2 separate regions of the Homo sapiens genome follow, and region 1 is linked to region 2. A link is a loop called in an ENCODE intact Hi-C map of the cell type or tissue named here. Cell type or tissue: pancreas. All regions are shown on one strand. Links, peaks and the distances in the headings refer to the core of each region. The heading gives the core; the rest is flanking DNA. Region 1 holds the start of PPP1R13B (protein phosphatase 1 regulatory subunit 13B). Region 2 has its middle 32 kb from the start of ATP5MJ.

What was found. Peaks named below come from ENCODE experiments on the same cell type or tissue, not always from the same donor. Only the 100,000 strongest peaks of a DNase experiment are listed, where the experiment ranks them.
Region 1: it touches region 2 in a loop (1.8-fold over the local background); 14 of 110 quality-filtered maps call a loop at or near these places.

What each region holds. Positions count from the first base shown.
Region 1 is chr14:103,843,265-103,854,921 of GRCh38, forward strand. It overlaps PPP1R13B (protein phosphatase 1 regulatory subunit 13B), which reads right to left and starts at 4,311. Exons shown (of 17, transcript NM_015316.3): 1 at 4,035-4,311. The coding sequence starts at 4,043. PPP1R13B-DT (PPP1R13B divergent transcript) reads left to right here and starts at 4,457. Exons shown (of 3, transcript NR_038436.1): 1 at 4,457-4,479; 2 at 11,032-11,138. RefSeq lists silencers at 3,821-4,020, 4,191-4,630, 4,651-4,780, 4,801-4,870. In pancreas, for the core only: no CTCF peak of the experiment used is centred there; DNase peaks (open chromatin) are centred at 3,727, 4,367 and 5,067; H3K4me3 peaks cover 2,145 bases; H3K27ac peaks cover 2,723 bases.
Region 2 is chr14:103,883,368-103,895,697 of GRCh38, forward strand. No RefSeq gene overlaps it. Among named protein-coding and RNA genes, the nearest start is that of ATP5MJ, 32 kb to the right of the region's middle. In pancreas, for the core only: no CTCF peak of the experiment used is centred there; DNase peaks (open chromatin) are centred at 5,068, 6,314, 7,694, 8,264 and 2 weaker places; H3K27ac peaks cover 4,809 bases.

The sequences.
Region 1 (11,657 bases), core at 1-8,000, 43 kb before region 2:
TGTGGAGGCTGGGGCACGAGAATCACTTGAATCCAGGAGGCAGAGGTTGCAGTGAGCTGAGATCCTGCCACTGCACTCTAGCCTGGGTGACAGAGCGAGACTCTGTCTCAAAAAAAAAAATAAATCATGCTGAATCAAGGCAGTTTTCATCCTTTCTATAATCTAAATTGGGCTTTCCATTTTTACTAAAATTCTTACTTCTATCAAACTTGTAAATGCTTTCAGGGCCAGATCTTAGGGACTAAACAAAAAGTATTATTTAAATGGTACCATTTTTTCCTGGGAAAACATTTTTAAAATGTCATCCATTGATAAAAAGGTGAGTGACTACCAATAACAACAACAAAAAAATACTATTTTCATAAGGGAAAATTCCAAAATATAATTTAGTTTAGAAGTGGAAAGGACGGCAGAGCGCAGTGGCATACGCCTGTTATCCCAGCACGTTGGGAGGCTGAGGCAGGCAGATCACAAGGTCAAGAGATCAAGACAATCCTGGCCAACGTGGTGAAACCCCATCTCTACTAAAAATACAAAAATTAGCTGGGCGTGGCGGCGCACGCCTGTAGTCTGAGCTACTTGGTAGGCTGAGGCAGAAGAATCACTTGAACCCAGGAGGCAGAGGTTGCAGTGAGCCGAGGTCATGCCACTGCACTCCAGCGTGGCGACAGAGCAAGACTCCGTCTCAAAAAAAAAAAAAAAGTGGAAAGGCCAGGTGCAGGGGCAGAGGGGTGGCTCACACCTGTAATCCCAGCACTTTGGGAGGCTGGGGCGGGCAGATCACTCAAGCTCAGAAATTCGAGACCAGCTTGAGCAACAAGGTGAAACCCCGTCTCTACTAAAAATACAAAAATTAGCCGTTTGCCGTGGCGTGTGTCTGTGGTCCCAGCTACTCGGGAGGCTGTGGCATGAGAATCACTTGAGCCTAGGAGGCGGAGGTCGCCGTAAGCTGAGATCGTATCATTGCACTCCAGCCTTGGCAACAGGAGTGAAACCCTGTCTCGAAAAATAAAAAAAAAAAGAAGGTGGAAAGTCACAGCACTTTGTACGACAGCAAATAGAAGACTTCTACAGAGATTTGATTGTGTCAGATGAGAATTTGGCCACTCACTCTCATTTATTCTCAACAGCTGAGAGACTGGGCACTGTAGTACACCATGTGATTAATTAAAAGTTACCACATGGCCGGGCGCAGTGGCTCATGCCTGTAATCCCAGCACTTTAGGAGGCCAAGGTGGGCAGATCACCTGAGGTCATGAGTTCAAGGTCAGCCTGCCCAACATAGTGAAACCCTGTTTCTACAAAAATACAAAAATTAGCCAGGCAGGATGGAGGGTGCCTGTAATCCCAGCTACTCAGGAGGCTGGGGCAGGAGAATCTCTCGAACCTGGGAGGTGGAGGTTGCGGTGAGTCAAGATCATGTTGCACTCCAGCCTGGGCAACAGAGTGAGACTCTGTCACAAAAAAAGAAAAAAAGAAAAAAGTTACCACGACATTATATACTAATTGCCAATTTTCAAATAAAATAAAATATACTCTAAGCCTATGTTGTCCAATATGGTAGTCACTAAGCACATGTAGCTACTGAGCACTGGAAATGTGCTAGTCTGAGCTGAGGTGTGTGCTGTAAAATGCAAACTGTCACCGGATTCACACCAGATTTCAGACACTTAGTACCAGAAAAAATGTATAATATCTCATTAGTGGTTTTTTCATATTGAATACGTGTTAAAATAATATTTTGGATATGCTAAGTTAATAAAAGGATACTACTAAAATTAGTACTTTTTCAACTTGTTTCATGTAGTTACCACAAAATTTAAAATTGCATTTGTGGCTTGCTTTACATTTTTATTGGACAGTACTGCTCTACACAAACTGCAAAATATGACCCAACGTTCCTTTGATTCATCATCATCATGATGAATACCAAATATACAATAAATCGAGAAAAATCTTATTTACATTTTTGGATAGTTTAAAATATTACCAAGTAAGAATGGCATTTCTGAAAACTCCTACTAAATTTACAACCAACTCCAACTGTGTTAATAGAGGAAGGACTCAGTCCTACAAGTAGTATTTTTAGGGATCAAAAAGGAAATACAAAAGTAAAAGCCATACATGAGAGTCTAAGAGAAATACCATCTGTTTCTAAAAGGCATTTTTAAACAAAAGCGGTGTTTTAAACAGGTAATAGACCTGTTTTTTTAAAAAACAGTATTTTATTGTTTTGAGAAATCCGAAGAAATGCCCCAATTCCCAGCTAAACAAACCTCTTAAAAAGGAAACCTGTGAAGGTAGGAACTCAAAACTCTACTCCCGTGGAATAGAGGTAAGATGTCTGAATGAATCATATGGAAAATGTAAGCCAAGTTTCTTAGCAGGATATTTATAATTAAACATTATACAACGACGAAGCCAGCCAAAATTTTTCTAGATATCCTTCAATGCCACCACAGTATGAATGCATCAATCAACTATTACAGGATTTAACTAAAACTACTTTCAAAATTCTGAAACACCATAATGCCTTTCATCAAAATCTAGCTAGTGAGAATTAGGGAGGGAAGTTTCCAAATGCCTTATCTTATAAAGTTAGAAATTGAAAATTCAAAGCCATATTAAGAATAATAAATATTTGTATGACATTCTGTTCAACCATCACTTTTGGATACATCATCCTATTTGATCCTCAGGACAGCGCTCAGATATTGGTACATTTTTATCCCTACTTTAGAGGTAATTCCAGGCTCAAAGACCTTGACTTCTTCAAGGTCACATAGCTAAAAAGTGGAAGAACCAGCGTTTCACCCCAGATCTTCTGATGCTCATCCAATTCTCTTTCCATTACAAGACAATTATTCATTTAAAACCAAATGTTTAGAAACCCAACAAGTCTGATGCTAAAGAAAGACCTAAGGATCAAGTAGATCAAACCTTAAGACTTGGAAAACGCTGAAAGCCGGCTACAAAACATGCTGGAATCCGTTAAAAACGGGGAGAAGAGATTATCAAGAGAAAGGAAATCAAAGAGGAAGAAGGGGGATCTAATCTAAATGTCCTTGGGTGCAGCATAGCAGAATGGCAATATTCAAGTAGAGAATGCAGGGAAACTGCACTTTCCTGTGAAATGTGATTTTCAACGTAGTATTGTAGGTTAAAAAAATGACTGTGTTACTTTACTATAAACGTGTTTGAGAATTTTACTTACGATATAGGCGCTCAGAAAACCAATACCTCTCCAACTGGGTACAACCAGTCCCACATTTTTTCATAAGTCATGATGCTTACCTCCCAAAAAGCCAATTTTTAAAAATCAGAATTCAGCATCCCCTCCTATTCAGATTATAGGTAAAGGGAAGGGTCGGTAGGACGATGGCAAATCTAATGGCCAATGTCTTTCTAGGCGAAAGCATCCTTAAGGGCAGGACAAAGACACCACCACTACAAACGAACCTCGTTCAACCTTCAGAACACGGAGAACAAACCAGTTAAAGCAAAACGAACCAACATTGCAGATACGGGAAAAGGGAATTCCTAAGATGGCTCTCCAAATCCGTGCACTCGGCACCTTTCCTCAGTACAACCGCGAAGGCTACGGGAATGCGCCTGCAGAGTGTGGGAACTCCGGGCGCGGGTGCCCACCCCGCCGACTCCCAGGGCGACCCCAGAACGTTCGTTTCAGGCGGGTCACAGCTGCGCCACCCACCAGACCTGTGCCCCAGCGTCCGACCGCGCACCTGAGAGGACCGAGGAGATGACCGGCCCCAAATGCATCTGCTTCTCCCCGCGGCCGCGGAGGCCGAGCAGGAAGGGCCCGCAGGCGGCCCCGGCCCCGCGCTGACAGCCCGGCGCCGCCCCCACCTGCCCGCCTGGGGGGCGCCGCGGCCGGGCGCGCCCGCCCAGCCACTTCCTTCCCCGCCCGCCCGGCCTCGCACCGGCCCGCGGGGGCTGGGAGCCGCGGGAGGAAGGAGGTTTGGCCAGCGGCCCGCGGAGGAAGCCGCCGCCACCTCCCGCCCGCCCTCACCCACCGGCATCATCGCGGGGAGAGTCCGCGACGCCCTCGGCCGCCGCCTGACAGGACGCTCCGCGCCGAGCTGTGCCCACCGCTCCGGCCGCCTCCTAAGGCCGCGCTCCCGCCGCCGTGCTCTCCGGCCCGGCCGCGGCGAGGCGGCAGCTGCGGCGGGCTGCGGGGCTCTCGCTGGCCCTGTCGCGGCCGCCGGCGCGCTGCGTCGCTGTCCCGGGCACCCGGCCGCCGCCGCCGCCGCCTCAACCTCAGCCTCAGCCTCAGCCCCAGCCCGACAGCCTGCGGCCCGCCCGCCCGGCTCGCTCTTCAGCCCCCGCAGGCCCCGCCCCCAGCGCGACGCCCCGCACGGGTCCCGTAGCCCCCTCTGATTGGCCCGGTGGGAGCGGGGGCGGGGAGAGGGGCGGGGCTTCCCGGCTCCGCCCGCTACCCTCGCTCTCAGCGGCGGCCAGGTGCGTGCGCGTCCGCGCTCCCGGCGGCGGGGGAGGGGCGGACGCGCAGTGGGCACCGGTGGCCTCCCCCGCCCTTGCGTGAGCCCCGACTAGGGAAGACCGCGGACGGTGGGAGGACTGAGGCCCGACAGGGAAGGGCCGGCCCGGGTCCCGCAGCGGATCACGGCAGGGCCGGGACTCGAACCCGGGCTCCCGGGGGCCGACTGTGGGCCGGGAGCGTCCCTGCGGCGACGGCGCGCGCCCGCACTCTGACCGCGGCCTGACCCCCGGCTGCCGGCGCGCCGTGGGGCTGCGGCCCAGAGGCCAGTGGGAGGGGCGCGGGGGGCCCCCGGAGCGAGCATGTGACCCGAGGCCGCGCGCTCGGAACCAGCCCCGGCCCGACGCCCTTGGCTGGCACCTGCTTCTCCCCCACCGGCGTCTTCCGCGGCTCTCGGGGCCGCGCCCCCCGCACCAGCTCCCGAGCCTTGGCCTTCGCCCGAGCGATCTCCCGCCTAGAACCCCGCGCCCACCTGTGCCACCTGTGCCCACCTGCGCCAGCATCCCTCGAGGTCCAGCTCCAGCGTCCCCGGGGAGGGTCCGGTCCTCGTCTCCAGGGCCTGGGTCTCTCCCTGCAGTCCCGTCTCCAGAGGCGCCGCCCCCTCGGGCCTGAGCGCCGGAGTGACAGAGCCCTGGGCAGGGCCCTGAGCAGACCCTCAGTAAAGGCTGCCAGGGGGGTAGGCACCCGCTCGGGGCCCCCCACATGGTGCCATTCGCCCGGACCGCGGCGGAGAGCAGACAGGGGGACTGAGGTGCTCCCCGCGGCAGCACCGAACTCCCACGGGCATCAGAAGGCAAGGTCTGCGGATGGCCCCAGACACAGAAGGCGTAAGCCGCCCTGGGAAGCGCCGGCCCAGTGGAGAAGGCCGCCGCGAGGTCAGGGTCAGTCTGGAGCCTGTCTGGTTCTCGGAGAGGCTTCTGGCTGCTGCAGAGTGGGGGCAGAGCAAGGGAGGAGGCCAGGGAGCTCCCACCAGCCCATTCCTGGGGAGCCACCCCTGTCCCTCAGAGGCCACGGGGGCTCGTGTTTGCGAGTGTGGACTTTCCAGTTAGACAGACTTGGTTCAGCACCGCCTCCGCCACACCCTCGCCTGGGATCCTAAACAAGCCGCATCTTCTCTGCATCGTAGTGTGCTTGTCTCTGTGATGGGAGAGTGTAGGGATAATAGTGCCTGCCTCGTGTCAAGAGGCTTTTTCGGATGCGAGGGATGGAAAGCGCCCAGCACAATTTGTGGCACGTGGTAGCTGTTCCATAAATAGCATTCTGTAGTTGGGCCGTGATTAGCAAGGAGGCTTAGTGTACAGACGTCCCTGGGATTTTTAAACCTATCCACACCTGGGCATGAATGGCTAATGACACCCCTCTTCTGGGAGCAGAGTTTGGAGAGAAGAGGAGGCTCTAGATAATGAGTGATCCTAGGCTGAAAGTCAGAGACATACTTAAGTTCTAATTCTAGCTGCTCTGCTTCTGACCTCCTGTGGGGCCTTAGGCAACTTGCACTCCTTCTCTGGGCCTTGGTTTCCCCAGCTTTGACAGCTGATGTCCCTGAGTCACGAAGGGGTACTTCTGGCCCACGAAGCCTGACAAAGGACAGGTTTTGCCAAGGCTCTTCAGAGAGGTGCCCCCCGGGGTAAGGTGATCCAAATGAGCCTGCTCTTCCAGGAAGGGAAGCATTGGCACAAGGGCTCCCCTCTTGCCTGCAGGACCTGTGGGCACAGACAGTGGCAGCTACCGTGCCTCACACCAAAGCATCCTATATCCTCCAGGTAAGGGTCCATTTGAGGCAGGCTGGTCAGCTCCCCCTCAAGTCCTTCCCGCTGGTCCCCATCCTCCTCTCCACCCAGCCTGCCACCTCCAGGCATCGGCCCATCACCTCCCACCTGGACCAAGCTCATTCATTATAAGCCCACTGCTCTAGCCTCCACGCCCCCACCATTCCCAACACGCCCCTGCCCTCCATCTTCCTGGAGCACACACGGCCCAACCCTGTAAAGCCCTTCTGTGTCTCTCCATTACACAGACCAAAGTTCACGAGCAGCCCATCAGGAATCGCCGTGAATGTTGTTAATGTGCAGTGGCTCACGCCTGTAATTCTACCACTTTGGGGGGCCAAGATGGGAGGATTGCTTGAGGCCAGGCCAGGAGTTCGAGACCGGCCTGGTCAACACAATGAGATCCCCCCATCTCTAAAAAAAAAAAAAAAAAAAAAGGAATCACCAGTAATGATGGGATATAGGCATTAAGGTTACGGAAGAAGATGTCCATATTTTTTAGAGATGCATCCTAGCATATGTAAGGGGTCTGCAATTTGTTTAAAAACAATTCAGCCAGAGGGAAAGAGAGCCAAGCAATTAGGAATAACTGAAACATACGTGGCAAATTCTTGATAACATTTGAACCTGGATGGTGGGTATGTTGGGGTGCATTGTACTTTATACTCTATGTTTGAAATATTTTATGTTAAAAATGATTAAAGGGGCCGGGCGCGGTGGCTCACACCTGTACTCCCAGCACTTTGGGAGGCCGAGGCGGGTGGATCACGAGGTCAAGAGATCAAGACCATCCTGGCCAACATGGTGAAACCCTGTCTCTACTAAAAATACAAAAATTAACCGGCCGTGGTGGCGAGTGCCTGTAGTCCCAACTACTTGGGAGGCTGAGGCAGGAGAATCACTTGAACCCGGCAGGCAGAGATTGCAGTGAGCCGAGATTGTGCCACTGCACTCCAGCCCGGCAACAGAGTGAGACTCCGTCTCAAAAAAAAAAAAATGATTAAAGGGGCTGGGCACGGTGGCTCTGCTTGAAATCCCAGCACTTTGGGAGGCCAAGGTGGGTGGATCACTTGAGGTCAAGAGTTCAAGACCAACCTTGCCAACACGGTGAAACCCCGTCTCTACTAAAATACAAAATTAACTAGGCGTGGTGGCATACGCCTGTAATCCCAGCTACTCGGGAGGCTGAGGCTGGAGAATCACTTAACCCAGGAGGCAGAGGTTGCAGTGAGCCGAGATTGCGGCACTGCACTCCAGCCTGGGAGACAGAGCAAGACTCCATCTCAAAATAAATAAATAAATAAATAAATAAATAAAAGCAAGGCATGGTGGTGCTCACTTGTAGTCCCGGCTCCTCAGGAGGCTGAGGCAACAGGTTCACTTGAGCCCGGGAGATGGAAGCTGCAGTGAGCCAAGATCACGCCACTGCACTCTAGCCTGGGCAACATAGACCCTGCCTCAGGAAAAAAAAAAATAAAGATTAAAGGCTGTAGATTAAAGGCTGGGCATGGCTGGGCATGGTGGCTTAAGCCTGTGATCCCAGCACTTGGGAGGCCAAGGCGGGCGGATCACCTGAGGTAAGGAGTTTGAGATCAGCCTAGCCAACATGCTGAAACCCTGTCTGTACCGAAAATACAAAAATTAGGCCAGGTGCAGTGGCTCACGCCTGTAATCCCAGCACTTTGGGAGGCTGAGGCAGGCAGATTGCTTGAGGTCAGGAGTTCGAGACCAGCCTGACCAACCAGTCTCTAGTAAAATACAAAGTTAGCCAGGCGTGGTGGCACACGCCTATAATCCCAGCTACTCGGGAGGCTGAGGCAGGAGAATTGCTTGAACCCGGGAGGCAGAGGTTGCAGTGAGCTGAGATCGCGCCACTGCACTCCAGTCTGGGCAACGGAGTAAGACTCTGTATCAAAAAAAAAAAAAAGTTATCTGAGCATGATGGTGGGCGCCTCTAATTCCAGCTTATCGGGACGCTGAGGCAGGAGAATCTCTTGAACCCTGGAGGCGGAGGTTGCAGTAGTTGAGTTTGCCCCACTGCACCCCAGCCTTGGTGACAGCAAGACTCTGTCTCAAAATAAAAAAATAAAAGGCTGAGCATGGTGGCTCATGCCTGTAATCCCAGCATTTTGGGAGGCCAAGACAGGAGGATTGCTTGAGCCCAGGAGTTCGAGACCAACCTGGGCAACATAGCAAGACCCCCCCCCATCTCTATTTTAATTTAAAAAAATTAAAAATGATTAAATACTCTTAAAACAGATAAAAAGTCCCTTTAGGGAGGACATTAGTATATATTCATATTGGCATAAATACATTCTGGAAGAATCCAGGGAACACTAATAAAGTGATGACTGCACGTGGGAATGGGAACTGGGTTGATAAGGGGCAGAAATCAGAGTGAGGCTTTTCACTATTAGTTTTTGAAAAATAAACTTTATTTTTAGAACAGTTTTATAGAAAAATTGCAAAGAGTTTGAAATACAGAGAGTTCCCAGATACCCCTTTCTCCATCCAGTTTTCCCCATTTTTTAACATCTTACATCAGTACAGTACATCTGTTACAACAAATGAACCATTATCTATACGTTAGTATCAACTCGGGTCCATACTTTTCCCAGATTTCCTTAGTTTTTAGCCAGTGCCTTTGTTTCAGGACATCACGTGGCGTTCAGTCGTCATGTCTCCTTGTCTCCTTAGACTCCTCTTGGCTGTGACAGTCTCGGCTTTCCTTGTTTTTTTTTTTTGTTGTTGTTGTTTTGTTTTTTTGTTTTTTTTTTTTTGAGACAGAATTTTGTTCTCACTGCCCAGACTGGAGTGCAATGGCGCGATCTCGGCTCACCGCAACCTCTGCCTCCCGGGTTCAAGTGATTCTCCTGCCTCAGCCTCCCGAGTAGCTGGGACTACAGGCACCCGCCGCCACGCCTGGCTAACTTTTGCATTTTTAGTAGAGACGGGGTTTCTCCATGTTGGTCAGGTTGGTCTCGAACTTCCGACCTCAGGTCATCCGCCTGCCTCAGCCTCCCAGTGTGCTGGGATTACAGGTGTGAGCCACCGCTCCTCGCCAGCTTTCCTTGTTTTTTATGGCTTTGACAGTTTTGAGTGCTTGTCAGGTATTTTGTAGACTGTCCCTCAGTTGAAATGTATGTGATGTTTTTCTAATGATTACACTGATGTTATGAGTTTGGGGGAGGAAGACCACAGAGGTACGGGACCATTCTCATCCGATTGTATCAAGGATACATATGATCAGCATGACAGTGCCATTGACGCTGACCTTCATCTCTAGGCTGCTGTTGCATTTCATGTTTGATTTTTGAATCAGGTGACTATATTACTAAATTACAATAACATGTTTTAAAACTTGACTGGGCATGGTGCCTCATGCCTATAATCCTAGCACTTTCAGAGGCTGGGATGGGTGCCTTGCTTGAGCTCAGGAGTTGGAGACCAGCCTGGGCAACACGGCAAAATCCCATTTCTACCAAAAATACAAAAATCAGCCAGGTGTGGTGGCATGTGCCTGTGGTTCCAGCTACTTGGGAGGCTGAGGTGGGAGGATTGCTTGAGCCCAAAAGTTTGAGACCAGCCTGGGCAACATGGTGAGACCCCATCTCTACAAAAAAATTTTGTGTTTTTTGTTTTTAGTTTTTTTGTTTTTTCAGACGGAGTTTCACTCTTGTCACCCAGGCTGGAGTGCTGTGGCACGATCTTGGCTCACTGCAACCTCCACCTCTTGGGCTCAAGCGACTCTTCTGCCTCAGCCTCCTGAGTAGCTGGGATTATAGGCATGAGCCACCACGCCCAGCTAATTTTTGTATTTTTAGTAGAGACGGGGTTTCACCATGTTGGCCAGGCTGGTCTTGAACTCCTGACCTCAGGTGATCCACCCACCTCAGCCTCCCAAAGTGCTGGGATTACAGGCATGAGCCACCGCCGCCTGGCCTCTACAAAAATTTTAAAAATTAGCTGGGCATAGTGGCAGGCGGCTTCGGTCCCATCTTCTCAGGAGGCTGAGGTGGAAGGATCTGCTTGAGCCCGGGGGTCAAGGCTGCAGTGAACCGAGATAACACCAGTGTACTCCCACCTGGGTAACAGAGTGAGACCCTGTCTCAAAAACAAAATAAAACAACAGCAACAAAAAAAAACATGCCTAAGACCCGTATTGGTTTGCTAGGCCTACCATAACAAAATACCACAGACTGGGTGGCTTAAAAAAACAGAAATTTATTTTCTCACAGTTTCGTGGTAGTTTTCTGGAAGTCCAAGCTCCAGGTGCTGCAGGGCTGGACTCTTCCAAGACCTCTTGCCTTGGCTGGCAGATGACCACCCTCTTGTGGGCTCCTAACATGATCTTTTGCTGTGTGTGCACCTGCCTGGTGTCTCTCTTTTCATAGGTCATAGTCACATTGCATTAGGGCCCAGCCATAGGACTTCATTTTACCTAATTACCTGTCTGAAGACCCTACCTCCAGGCCCTTGTCCACCCACCTCCCTGTGTACGAGAAAGCACTCTGTGTATCCCTCAGAAAGGAGTGCTTCCTGTTCTGTTGAAAATCAAAGCCTTCTTCTGCAGCATTTCCCCAGATCGCCCAGGGATGACGCATCTCACCACATTCCTCCAGACTGCCCAGACCTGGGTCACGCATCACAATCTGCCACCTTGGAGCTGTCTATGTACCTGTTGCCCCAGGGGCCAGCAGGCTCCATGAACAGGTGTCGCCTGGTTTCTTCCATGTACCCACCCAGGTCCAGGCCCTGGTGACACAGCCTTGAGCAAAACAGTGAGGTCCCTGTCCTCACAGAGTTTGTATTCCGGCCAGGCAAGAAGACGATAGACAAGAACACAAATGCTGGTAAGTGTATTTTTAACAATAAGTCCAGGCCGGGCGCGGTGGCTCACATCTGTAATCCCAGCACTTTGGGAGGCTGGAGTGGGAGGATCACTTGAGGACAGGAGTTAAAGACCAGCCTGGGAAACATAAGGAGAGCCTGTCTCTACAGCAAAAATACAAAAAGTAGTCAGACGTGGTGGAGTGCTCCTGTAGTCCCAGTTACTTTGGGAGGCTGAGGTGGAAGGATCGCTTGAGCCCAGGAGTCTGAGGCTGCAGTGAGCTGAGATCGCACCACTACACTCCAGCCTGGGCAAAAGAGGGAGACCCTGCCTCAAAATAGTAATAACAACAATAATAATAAAGCCAGATAATGTGACAGAGACAGCTGCCTCTGCCAGGGAGTTGCAGGCTGCAGGAGCAGGGAGGGGGAGGAGCAGGTAAGGAAAGTGCTGGAGGCTATGGAGGGAGGTAGGGTCAGGCTTCAGTTTGCGGGCTGTGGCGGGTCTGGATTTTGTTGGCCCTGAGGGCAGAGGGCCTTCC
Region 2 (12,330 bases), core at 2,782-10,781:
TGCACTGGGTGGCCTGGGCTGACACGTGGGCAAGAGCACCCTGGCCTGCAGGGCACAGGATGTACAGAAACTCCAAGGCCAGGGGGATGGTGAGAGGCTGTCCCACTACAGGGCCTGGAGAGCCGCTGTGGTCTGGGAGGGACAGCGTGCCAGACTTTCCTCCTGGGAGTCTCCTGGCCTCCTGCTGTCTGTCATGACCGGGAGCCTCCCGGCCTCCTGCTGTCTGTCATGACCGGGAGCCTCCCGGCCTCCTGCTGTCTGTCATGACCGGGAGCCTCCCGGCCTCCTGCTGTCTGTCATGACCGGGAGCCTCCCGGCCTCCTGCTGTCTGTCATGACTGGGAGCCTCCCGGCCTCCTGCTGTCTGTCATGACCTCCTCTGGCTCCCAGAAGGCCTGGGCTAGTTCATTTCCCCTCAAGATTCCCAAGCCAAGGGTGATGGTGTATGCCTGTAGTCCCAGCTACTCTGGGGCTGAGTCAGGAGGATCACCTGAGCCCAGGAGTTTGAGTCCTGAGGAACATCTCTGAAAAAAAAAAATTAATTAAATTAGAAAACGATTCTCCCAGCACTTTGGGAGGCTGAGGCGGGCAGATCACTTGAGGTCAGGAGTTTGTGACTAGCCTGGCTAACAGTGAAACCCCGTATCTACCAAAAATGCAAAAATTAGCCAGGCGTATTGGTGTACGCCAGCTACTCCAGAGGCTGAGGCAGGTGGATCACCTGAGGTCAGGAGTTCGAGACCAGCTTGGCCAACATGGTGAAACCCTGTCTCTACTAAAATACAAAAATTAGCCAGGCATGGCGGTGCATGTCTGTAATCCCAGCTACTCCTTAGGTTGAGACAGGAGAATAGCTTGAAACCGGGAGGTGGAGTTTGCAGTGAGCTGAGATCATGCTACTGCATTCCAGCCTGGGTGACAGAGCGAGACTCCATCTCAAAAATAAAACAAAATAAAATTAAAATTAAAAAAGAGTCTCAAGATGCCCCCAAAGGACTTGGCAAGTGCCTAGTAATGAGGGCTCTGTAAATGTCCGTTTGAGAATCTATCTCGTCTCAAGATTCTCCTCACTCTCCTTCTCCCCGCACTGCTCCAGCGATGCATGAGCTTGGTCCTTGAAGTTTTTTCTTTTTTTCTTTTCTTGTTTGTTTGTTTTTGAGACAGGGTCTTGGTGTGTTGCCCAGGCTGGAGGGCAGTGGCACCATCTTGGCTCACTGCAGCCTCGACCTACCAGGCTCAAGTGATTCTCCCACCTCAGCCTCTTGAGTAGCTGGGACCACAGGTGCACACCACCACACCTGGCTAATTTTTGTATTTTTGTAGAGACAGGGACTCGTTATGTTTCCCAGGCTGGTCTCAAACTCCTGGGCTCAAGCGATCCTCCTGCCTCAAAAGTACTGGGATTACTACTCAGCCTCCTAAAGTACTGGGATTGCAGGCGTGAGCCACCATGCCTAGCTGGGTTTCTTTACAGAAGAGGGAAGTGAGGTTTAGGGAGGAAAGAGTTTGCCCAGAGTCCCACAGCTGGTCCAAAGCCTGTCCCAAAGCCCATTGTTCTCCCATGGGGCAGCCCCGGTTCTGCCATAATTGCTGTGTGTCCCTGGGTTAATCATTTTCCCTCTCTGGGCCTCCATTTCCCCATCTGCAAAACGATGATGTCTGAGGCCCCTTCTGGCTTGGATGGCTCCACAGTGGACTTTCCTGCCTGGTGGCTGTGGCGGCTCCTGAGGAGGGGGCCCTGGCCTCGCAGGGAGGCCAGTCACCAGCTTCGCTACGAGATCCAGCATGCCAGCCCCAAGCCGGATGCCCTTCATATGGATCCTCGACCACCAAATGCTGCAAACTCTTCATGTTACCGTCCCTTCTCCAGGCTCTGGTTAGAGAACCAGCATTCAGAAAAGCTGATCCAGGACTCCCAGGAAGCACAGTGGGGGGCACCCTGGCCTCTACTCCCCTATCCTTTAAGTAGACTCTGCCCCAGCCTGATGAGGTTTTATCAGGGGACCTAACGGGGACCAAAGAAGGGGCTGGTCTTGGCTCCATCCACGGCCACTAAGGATGGCCCCTTCTCATACCATCTCCCAAATTCCTGTGGCCCAGAGTCCCCCCCATGCCTGCTCCCTGCCAGCTGTCAGGGAGCCTGGGGGAGGTCTCCCTCCGATGGTCCCTCCAGCAAACTCCTGCATGCTCAGGAGCGTCCTTGTCCTCCCACAGCCGAGGTCAGGGCCGGTGGTGCTGACCTCGAAAGTGGCCATGGCCATGCCGCCTCTGCTGGCCTGCTCCAGCGGGCGAGTGCCCCACCCTCGCCTGCAGCCCCAAGGTTCCTGCATGCGGGTGCCTACCTGTGAGAGGGCAGAGGGCAGACCAAGGGCATGGCTCAGCCTGGAGGTGGGAGACTCTGATGGCAGCCACCACAGGGGACCACAACGGCAGGGTAGAGCCCACTGTGGGGGCTCCTAGCCCCTACCCTTCTCCAGGAATGTCCCTGACATGGAGTGGCCCAAGTCTGGACCGGGTCATCCTGTCCCACGGGCTTCAGCCGATTGGTCCCCCAGTGGGCCCTGACTCTAGTTGAGGGTCAGACTCTCCTCCTGAAGCCTGATGGGCCAGGGAGGAGCCCCCGGTTTGTGGGGTAGGTATGAGGAAGGGCCGTAACTGCATTGATGGCAAAATGAATATGTTAAGAGTCCACATACAAACCTTTTCTTCAACCTAAAAGTCCATTTTCTCCTGATTTTAGAATAAGTGAAATCATTTCCATGAGCTTCCTGAAATATCACCAGCCCCGGCACTGAGCTGGCTGTGCCTCAGGGAGACATTGACCTGCCTAGAGGTGGCCCCAGTTTCAAGGCTGCAGACTGGAAGGGTGGGCTCCCCTTTCACCTGGAGACACTCCACCTCCTTCCAGGAGAGTCTTCTTTTTGCCTGAGTTGCGCCCGAACTGGTGTCTGAGTGCTGGTGGCCGAAAGAACTGATAGCCACCGTCCCCCCACGGCTGTGACCTGTGAACCCCGCGGGGCCGTATCAGTTTTCACTGCCGCAGCAGGAACGCATTTCACAATTCACCGAGATTCCCCCCAAGTGAGAGAGACGCGATCCCTGCTTCTGTGGATCCACAGCCAGGGGCGCCAGAGATAAAGCTCAGAATTGTTCTTTTTAAAGAAAACCAGGCCAGGCAAGGTGTTGCACACCCACAGTCCCAGCTACTCGGGAGGCTGAGGCGGGAGAATCGCTTGAGCCCAGGATTCCTGTTTGAGGCTGTGGTGCTCTGATCGTGCCTGTGAACAGCTTCTGCACTCCAGCCTGGGCAACACAGCGAGACCCTGTCTCTAGTGAAAACAAACAAACAAACAAACAAAAAAGCGAGGCAGTCTCCTCTTGATTCCTCCAGCCCACTCCTTCCTCCTCTCTGGTTCCTCTGGGTCTGGCAGGATGCCGTGTGACAGAATGCATCTGGGGGTGGGAAGTGTGGGGTGCAAGACAGACAGACATGTGGGCAGTGGCTGCGGCTAAGCAGAGGCATCCCCAAGGCCGCCCTGCAGCAGAAGGACCCTCTCTGGGGAGGTGTGTAGGAGCCCCCCATTTCATGGTTCTGCCCAGAAAGTGGGATCAGGCTTGGGTGAGAAGCCAGGCCCCATAGAGCCCCTCAGCCTTTACCTAGAACCGGAAAAGAAGCAGGAAGTATGGATGTAAGAATAGACACTCCAGCCAGGCTGAGCAGGACCGGGGGCGGCAGCACCACGCCTTCCATCTGCCTGGAGGCTTGAGGGTGGGCTTCCGCAGGTCCAAGCCCAGCCTGGCTGCCCCCTGCCTCCCTCCCCTTTGCTCTCTGGGTACCTCTGGGCCACCAAGGTGTCTGGGCTGGACACTGTGGAGGGGGCACTGGGATTCTCTGGGGAGAGGGGGGCCAGCCAGGCACCGACTGACAGAGCTGAAACTGGCCCAGTGAGGCGGAGTGGGGGTTGGGGGACCCGGACCCCACACTCTCACCACAGGCCAGGCATCTCCTCTGCCTGGGAGCCAACAGATGGGACCTTGAGGAGCCTGAAGTCAAGGCCCATGAGACTTCCCAGCCAGGAGGGCGTGAGCACACTGTCCGCACCTGAGCCTCCACCTGTCGTGACAGGTACTGCCAGGGCCATGAGACGAAAGCTCAGAGCTCCTGGTGGGAGCTCGGTCTCCCGCCCCATCCAGCTGGAGGGTGGATGGTGCCTTCTCACCTCTGCCCCCTCATCTACCCAGACACGCTGTGCCCTCCTCAGCTGCCTCTGACCTCTAACTTTTCCCTGCCAGGCAGGTGAGACCAAAGGCCTCAAAGGGGCTCATGAATGCCCTCCAGGCCTGGCACCTGCTGTGCACCCACCCTGGCTGCTGCCCTCCCTCCTCTCACCGTCTGGTGGGGCCTCCGGCTCTCCTCCCTCTCCCCTCAGCTCGGGCTGAGCCTGGCCGACCCAAAGGACACTGGGCTCAGAGTTAGGAGACTGGCAGTGCGTTCTGGCCGCCCTGCTGACTAGGCCATCAGGGCCCCTCTGGAGCCTCCATGAGAGAATGGGGTTGGGGGGACCTAGCTGTGCAAACTGTAAAGAGCCACACCCTGCAGGAAGGTCTCTAGGAGGCAGCAGCAGAAACTCCCCAAGCTCCTGCAGGATGGCCCCCGGTGATGTTTGTCTCCTTTTTTCTTTTTGAGACCATGTCTTCCTCTGTCACCCAGGCTGGAGTGCAGTGCCGTGATTTGCAACCTCGACCTCCTGGGCTCAGGTGATCCTCCCAGCTCAGCCTCCTGAGTAGCTGGGACCACAGGTGTGTGCTATCATGCCCGGGTAATTTTTATATTTTTTGGTCTCACTATGTTGCCCAGGCTGGTCTCAAACTCCTGGGCTCAAGTGATCCTCCTGCCTCAGCCTCCCAAAGTGTTGGATTAGAGGCATGAGCCACCTTGCACGTTTGCCTCCTGACCTCAGGTCCCCACGGAGTTGGTCATCTTCTGGGCCTCGCTCAGCCGGTGCTGAAGGTGAGTCATGCTCGATGATGACCTGAGGAGCAGAAGAAGGTGCAGGTGAGTCACCTGAGGGGAACTGGGTCATGACCAGAGCTGTCACCGCTAGGCCAGAGCACAAGAGTGACATCACAGCCAGTGGTCTCCTGGCAGGGACAGGAAGCACCTGCCATGCTTCCCAGCGGCCGTCCCTCTGTCCACCGTCTGTTCCCCGGGGCCTATGCTGGGCCTCACGGCTGAGAGGCAGAGGGGCTGAGGCCCAAGTTCAGGCTCATGGGAATTGCGGGCACAGAGCAGGAGGCAGGGCCATGCCTGGAGCCTCCCTCACCAAAAGCCTCCACTATAAGCCTTTACCACCTTCCAGTGAGTTACACGTGGGGTTCTCAAGTGAAAGGCTGCACTGTGAAATGTAAACTTCCAGGCAGATCATGGTGTTTGATTTGACACGCCCTCCCCGTCTTCTTTTTTTTTTTTTTCCATGACGGAGTCTCGCTCTGTCGCCCAGGCTGGAGCCCAGTGGCGGATCTCAGCTCACTGCAAGCTCCGCCTCCCGGGTTCACGCCATTCTCCTGCCTCAGCCTCCTGAGTAGCTGGGACTACAGGCACCCGCCGCCACGCCCAGCTGTTTTTTTTTTTTTTTGTATTTTCAGTAGAGACAGAATTTCACTGTGTTAGCCAGGATGGTCTCGATATCCTGACCTCGTGATCCGCCCACCTCAGCCTCCCAAAGTGCTGGGATTACAGGCCTGAGCCACCGCACCTGGCCTTTTTTTTTTTTTTTAAACCCAAATCCTCATACAATGCAAATATCTGTGGCATCTAAGGCTCCTGGGAAGCCCCTTAGAGGGTCCAAGCTCCCATGGCTGGGACGAGGGTGCAGGGTGCAGCCAGCCAGCCCCCCCGGGTGGCATTGTGGTAGGCCGGGCCGCAGCCTTGCAGAAGGCTGGTGGGCCCTTAGAGGCCGTGGCCCTCAATGCTCTGCCCCAGGAGAACATGACTCACCTCGTGCAGTGACCAGCTCTGCTCTGCCAGCTCCTCTGTGTACATGGGGGAAATAGGCCGCCAGTGCACACGTTGGTCTGGGACTGAGGGATCACGCATATGGCTCAGTGGGGTGCTGCCTGAGGGCCGGTCCACTCACGCCACCCAGACACCAAGGGCAGGGTGGAAGCAAGGTCTCTTTTTCCTTCCTGGCGGAGGCAGCCTCCACACGGCCTCAGCGGGGGACCTGGGGCAAAGGGCTGAGATTGGGAGAATGGGGGCCCGTACAGCCCCTGGGCAGGACAGTGCACTGCAGTGGAAGCCGAGGAGTGCATGGACTTCTTCAGGGTTCGAGGCTCGGCCGTGGGCGGAACGCCAGTGCCTGTGGTCGGGGTGGTCAGGCCTGGACACGGAGACTCTGATCTCACCGGGAGTTCCCCAAGCCCCGCCCACAGCACGATCCTATCATCTGCTGCCCGCCCCAGCTGGACCGGGGCTATTACATTATTGTTTGTAAAGCGTCCTGTTGTTATTTTCTGATTACCAAGGCGGTACATGTTCACTTAAGCACCGCGTGGGTGGTGGTATTTGCTCCAGTTGGTGGATGGGGCGGTGACTTGCCCAGTTGCAGTTCATCAGCATCAGCAGCAGTGATAGCAAAAAGGATTCAGTCGGTGTCCCTCAGACGCAGCACTGGCAGGGCCATTGGCAGAGACTCAGTGAGCCCCAGCCCCTTCCGACCTAAAGCTGACCACAAATTCGGGTATTTTCTAGACAACTGGGTGCGGCAGCCGGGACCCACCCCAGGCCAGCCTTGTTTCTCCAGCTGTCTCCTGCTGTGGGTCTGGGGATGGGGATGGAGGCGTGGACCCCAAAACTGCTCTGACTGCCTGGAGCCTCCCCAGTGATAGAGGAGGCCACTGGGAGCACAGGGCCCCTCTCCCCGACGGGAAGGCCTCTGACAGCCCATTCTAGGCGGGCTGGGCGCAAGGCTCCTCTGGGGAACCCGGAGCTCAGGCAGGAGGCCTGAAGAGTGGCTGCACTGTGACTGTTTTCCTGGCCCTGATTTTAGGGCTGACCCCTCCCCTCAACACACACCCCACCGTCTCAAATCGTAATATCCAAAGGAGCGTGGGTCACCTCAGTGCATTCTCAGGCAGTCTCACCATGGCCTGCTGATGTGGACGTCACAACCTCATTTGACAGATGAGGAAACTGAGGCTTGGGGTGGAGATGAAGTTCCTGACTCAGTCACACATTGCTAAGTGGCTGAATCTGACTTGAACCTGGTGTCATGTGATGCCAGACAGCCCCTCTGTACTGCTACATGGGCAGCAGGTCTAGGCAAGAAAGTGTCAGCAGCTGGGAGGTGGGAGGGGCGGAGGGTCTTCAGCCCGACCCTGGGCCGGGGCTCCTGTTCTCACACTGATTTGGGATGGGTGGCACAGTGGGGTGCTAGGAGCTGGGACTCTGGCTTCAGATGGCCTGCGGGTCTGAATGCAGGCTCTGCTGAATGCTAGCTGTGCGCCCGTGGGCAGGTCACTTCCCCTCTCAGTGCCTCATTTCCTCATCCTGGAAAGTGGGGAGGATGACCTTGTCTACCTCCTGAGCTGCTGTGAGATTAACTGAGCTGACGTTGCTGGTCTGTGAATGCTGGCCGTGATCCCTGGGCAGGTGGAGTAGGGTTAGCAGCGTCCACCTTGGGGCAAGGCCCACCTGGCCTGGCTCCCAGAGGCCACGCTTCCTGGCCAGGATCCTGAGAAAGGCTGCTCCCTGGCCTGCTTGGAGCTCAGCACAGAGCCTGGCACGCAGCAACACCACCCTGTGTGGCACTGGGGGCTCCTGCCTTTCTTGCCCTCTGGTTCCCACACCCACTGAGGCTGCCCGCAAGCCCTGCCTTCCCACAGGTGCATCAGGGGGAGCCTCAGGTGCCCAGTGTCCACAGTTCTCCAGCGAGTGTCTGACAGATAGGCTCTGCCCGTGAATGCCGGGATCCTGTGAGTCTGGCCTAGTTCCTACACTTGCTTTTCCTGGCCAGGCCTCAGCCAGGACCTATTTCCTAACCTTCGGCCCTGGCCTGGGCACTGGTTCCCTCCCACCTGCCAAGGACGTCTCTGGTCCTAGGCTTCCCCTGTCCATTGCTGGTGTCACTCCGGCCTGCCCAGGCAGCTTCCTCCTCTGCCCTCTAATTGGGCTCTGCACCCTCCCCAGCCTCAGCTCCTGCCACAGCTCTGCTCTCCAGGCCCTGACCCTGTGCACCCGGCACTGCTGTCTGCAGACAGCAGTTCTTCCCGGATGCTCTGGAGTCCCGCAGAGCCTGGCAGCAGGTGAGACCTCCAGGGAGGTTGCCCTGGAACTTGTTTTTCCTGGTGCCCTCCTGGAGACTGCATTCCACCGGGCCTGACATACACCTACGTTCCTCCCAGGTCTCTGGGGAGATCCTCTGGCCAAGGTGACCAGAGCTGGGGAATGTGCCCCAGTCCACGGGGGACCCTGGGAACTGCGCTTTTGGCTGGAGGCTGCACCCTAGGGCCAGGCCCAGAGCAGGGGCTTCTGGGAGCAGTTGCTGAAGGTGCCCACAGGGATGGGTGATTGTGGGCACACTTGGCTGGCTTAGAGACACCGGGGCGTTTGGGTCCAGAGGCAGGCTTGGGAAAAGTCATCGGAAAGGGGCTGGATGCTGGTCTGGGGAGGACTAACGGCAGAACCCCGAGGATGCCGCCGACAGCGCGGGCTCCGAAAGGGCAGCGGGGGTCTGGAGTTCTGATCTGAAGCTCCAGGAACACCCTGCTGGGGTGTTTCAGGTGTTTGAAAAATTCTCTAAGTTATTTGTTTTCTGTTATTTCTTCATGGTTGGGATACCAGGTTCTAGGGCCGCTTTGGTTTGGCTCTGTATTTCATTGTGTGGCTAATCAATTTCGGTCTGACACACTTTCTCTTTTGAAGAAATTATTCATCAGGGTTTGGCGTGAGGAGCACTATTGCAGGATCCTCAGGCATCTCCAAACATTGAGGCAACACTGCGGAAGTGGCTCCCAGTGCCCAGGGCTGGGGGTGAAATTCCCCTAGTCCAGCCCTCACTGCAGCTTCCTGCTGGGCTGCACGCCTCTCCAGGCCAGGGCCTGCCTCGGAGTCATCTCTGACCCAGGGTCCAGCTTGAGGCCAGCATGGAGGAGGCAGCAGCACATGCTTGTTGAATGAATAAATGACCTGGAGTGAGGTGCTGGGGAGACAGGAGTGAGGGCCCAGGCGCGGCCCTCATCGGGCTCTGAGGGTGTGATTCTCCCACACCCTTGCAAGAAGGACTCTATTTTAAACTTTATTTATTTAAAATCGCACAGTAATTCTTGAACGCTCTCATAAAAATTAAAGCATTACCAATAAAATTCAAGTCTATCTTGATCAAGACCCTTTGGTCTTGCCCCTCCTGGTTTGTTTGCCGTCTGCATATTTGCCAGAGTTTTCCTTGTGTGGTGCTGACATATATGAATTCATAATTTTCTGAGGCCCGTGGAAGGCTTGAGCCCAGGAGTTCAAGACCAGCCTGAGCAACATGGCAGAACCCCGTTTCTACAAAAATTGGCGGGTGCCTGTGGTCTCAGCTTCTTGGGAAGCTGAGACAGGAGGATCGCTTGAGCCCAGGAGGCTGAGGCTGCAGTGAACCATGATCACACCACTGCACTCCAGCCTGGGTGACAGAGTGAGAGCCTGTCTCAAAACCCACCAAAATTTGTAGGTTTTTTTTTTTTTTTTTTTTTTTTTTAGCAAGGTAGTCTTGCTCTTGTTTGAGAGGTAGTCTTGCACTCCAGGCTGGAGTGCGATGGCACGATATTGGCTCACTGAAACCTCTGCCTCCCAGGTTCAAGCGATTCTCCTGCCTCAGCCGGAGTAGCTAGGATTACAGGCATGTGCTACCACACCCGGCTAATTTCGTATTTTTAGTAGAGACAGGGGTTTCTCCATGTTGGTCAAGCTAGTCTTGAACTCCCGACCTCAGGTGATCCGCCTGCCTTGGCCTCCCAAAGTGCTGGGATTACAGGCACTGCACCCAGCCTTTTTTTTTTTTTTTTTTTTGTCAGATGAAGTCTCACTGTTGCCCAGGTTGGAGTGCAGTGGCACCATCTTGGCTGACTGCAACCTTCAACAGCTCCCGAGTTCAAGGAGTTCTCCTGTTTCAGCTTTCTGAGTAGCTGGGATTACAGGTGTGCGCTGCCACACCTGGCCAATTTTTTTTTTTTTTTTTTTGGTGTTTTAGTAGAGATGGGGTTTCTCCATGGTGGCCAGGCTGGTCTCGAACACCTGACCTCAGGTGATCCACCTGCCTCGGCCTCCTAAAGTGCTGAGATTACAGGCGTGAGCCACCACACTCGGCCAGAATCTGTAGTTTTATTTGTGTGTGAGTGTGTGTGTCTGTGTGCATGTGCCTGCGTGTGCGTGTTGTAAATCAAGTGCGTTGTGCAGGCATGTGCACATATGTTGTAAAATAAGTGGCATTGCTCTGTCTGTCATCACGTAAGCTGGCTTTCCCATTGGCTACTGGCCCCTGGAGCCCTTGCTGTGTCAGTATGTAGAGATCTACTCTATGACCCATGATAGCTGCAGAGGGTCCCCAGACCACAGTGGATGTCCACCACAGGAACAAGCCTGTTTTGTGGATGAGGAAGTCGAGGCTTAGAAGTTGGGTGACTTGTCAAAGGTCGCCACCCACGGTGAGGGCCAGGTTCTGGGAGGGCTGAGGGGCAGGCATGGTGAGCCAGTTCCGGGCATGAGGCAAGGCGTGGCAGGCCTGGGGGCAAAAGCCACAGCCCGTGTGGAGGGGGTGGGGGGATCGAGGCCTTTGGGAAGCCTGTGGATTCTGGCTGCAGTGTGGGTGTGACACTGAGTGCTCCGGGGACTCCGAGTTATCACCCAGGCACTGGCCAGCCCCACGCTCCCTCCTCCAGGTACTTGGCTCCCTGCCTCCTTGGCCGGCCCGGGCTGGGTAGGTGTGCAGGGCTGGAGGTGACCAGGTCAGCGCTGCTCTCGAGGACAGGCGGAAGCCCCTTCATGCCCAGCGGGCCCGGGGGTGGGGCCAGGCACCACTCCCCACATCTCCCACGGGAGATCATCAGTCCTCACCGCCATACCAGTGTGGGGGCTGGGTGTCCACCCTCTAGGACTTAGGTCAGGACCAGGCACACGTGGGGAAGGCCAGGTCACTGGGCGGGCCGAGGATGCAAGCTGCCGCGCTTCCCATGAAGGCCCTCTGGCCAAGGTGCTAATTAGGGCAGCTTCCCGAGGAGAGGGAAGAGCACCCTGAAGTGACCTCTGGCCTTCCCAAACGCGGTTTCCTTCTGACTCAGTACTGGCCTGCCTGTCAGCCAGAAATCACCCAAGGGCCCCACATGGAGGGCACCTGCCAGGTCATGGGCCTTGCCCCATTCTCCCTAATTGCGCCTGCCTCAGCTGACCCACCTCCAGTCCGAGGCATGTGTCTCACGGATGCCAGGGTGCCCCCAGGGTGGGGGTGGAGAGGCACTCAGGGTGAGCTGAGGGTGTGTCTCTGGTGCCAAGCCTGGCACAGCGTCCTTGGCCTGGTTTCCCCAGGGCTGGCTCCACCTGGCCACCTTATACCCGTCCCACTCAGAGGCCACCAGTGCTCGGTGGCTTAATGGCACCACGGCAGACAGGCTCTGTCTCTGTGTCACTCAGGATGTTTGCATAAAGGGTCCATACCAGGGAAGAGGGATCTTACTCCACAGAGCCATGGTCGTGATCGGAAGGCTGCGCACCCCAGGCCCCCTGCTCTGGCTGTGTGGCTTGGACAGGCTACCTGTGGTCCTGTGGGTTTCTTTTTTTTCCTTTTTTTTTTTTTTTTTGAGATAGAGTCTCGCTCTGTCACCCATGCTTGAGTGCAGTGGTGCGATCTTGGCTCACTGCAACCTCCGCCTCTTGGGTTCAAGCGATTCTCCTGCCCCAGCCTCCTGAGTAGCTGGGATTACAGGTGTGTGCCACCACACTGGGCTAATTTTTGTACTTTTAGTAAAGACAGAGTTTTACCATGTTGGCCAGGCTGGTCTTGAATTCCTGACCTCAGGTGATCTGCCCACCTCAGCCTCCCAAAGTGCTGGGATTACAAGTGTGAGCCACTGCACCCAGCCGTCCTGTGGGTTCCTTAAGCGAAAAAATGGACAGTCTAAGACCAGCCTCACGCGGCTGTTACCTGGACCAGGCAGAACCCTGTGCTCACAGGGAACGAGGTCCACTGCAGGCTCCTGCACTGGAGTGCCGTGGCGCCCTCCCTCTTCTGTCTGAGCCAGCATTGCCTCCCACATGACCCCAGTCCCATCACATCCCGTGGGGTTCACACTCCTG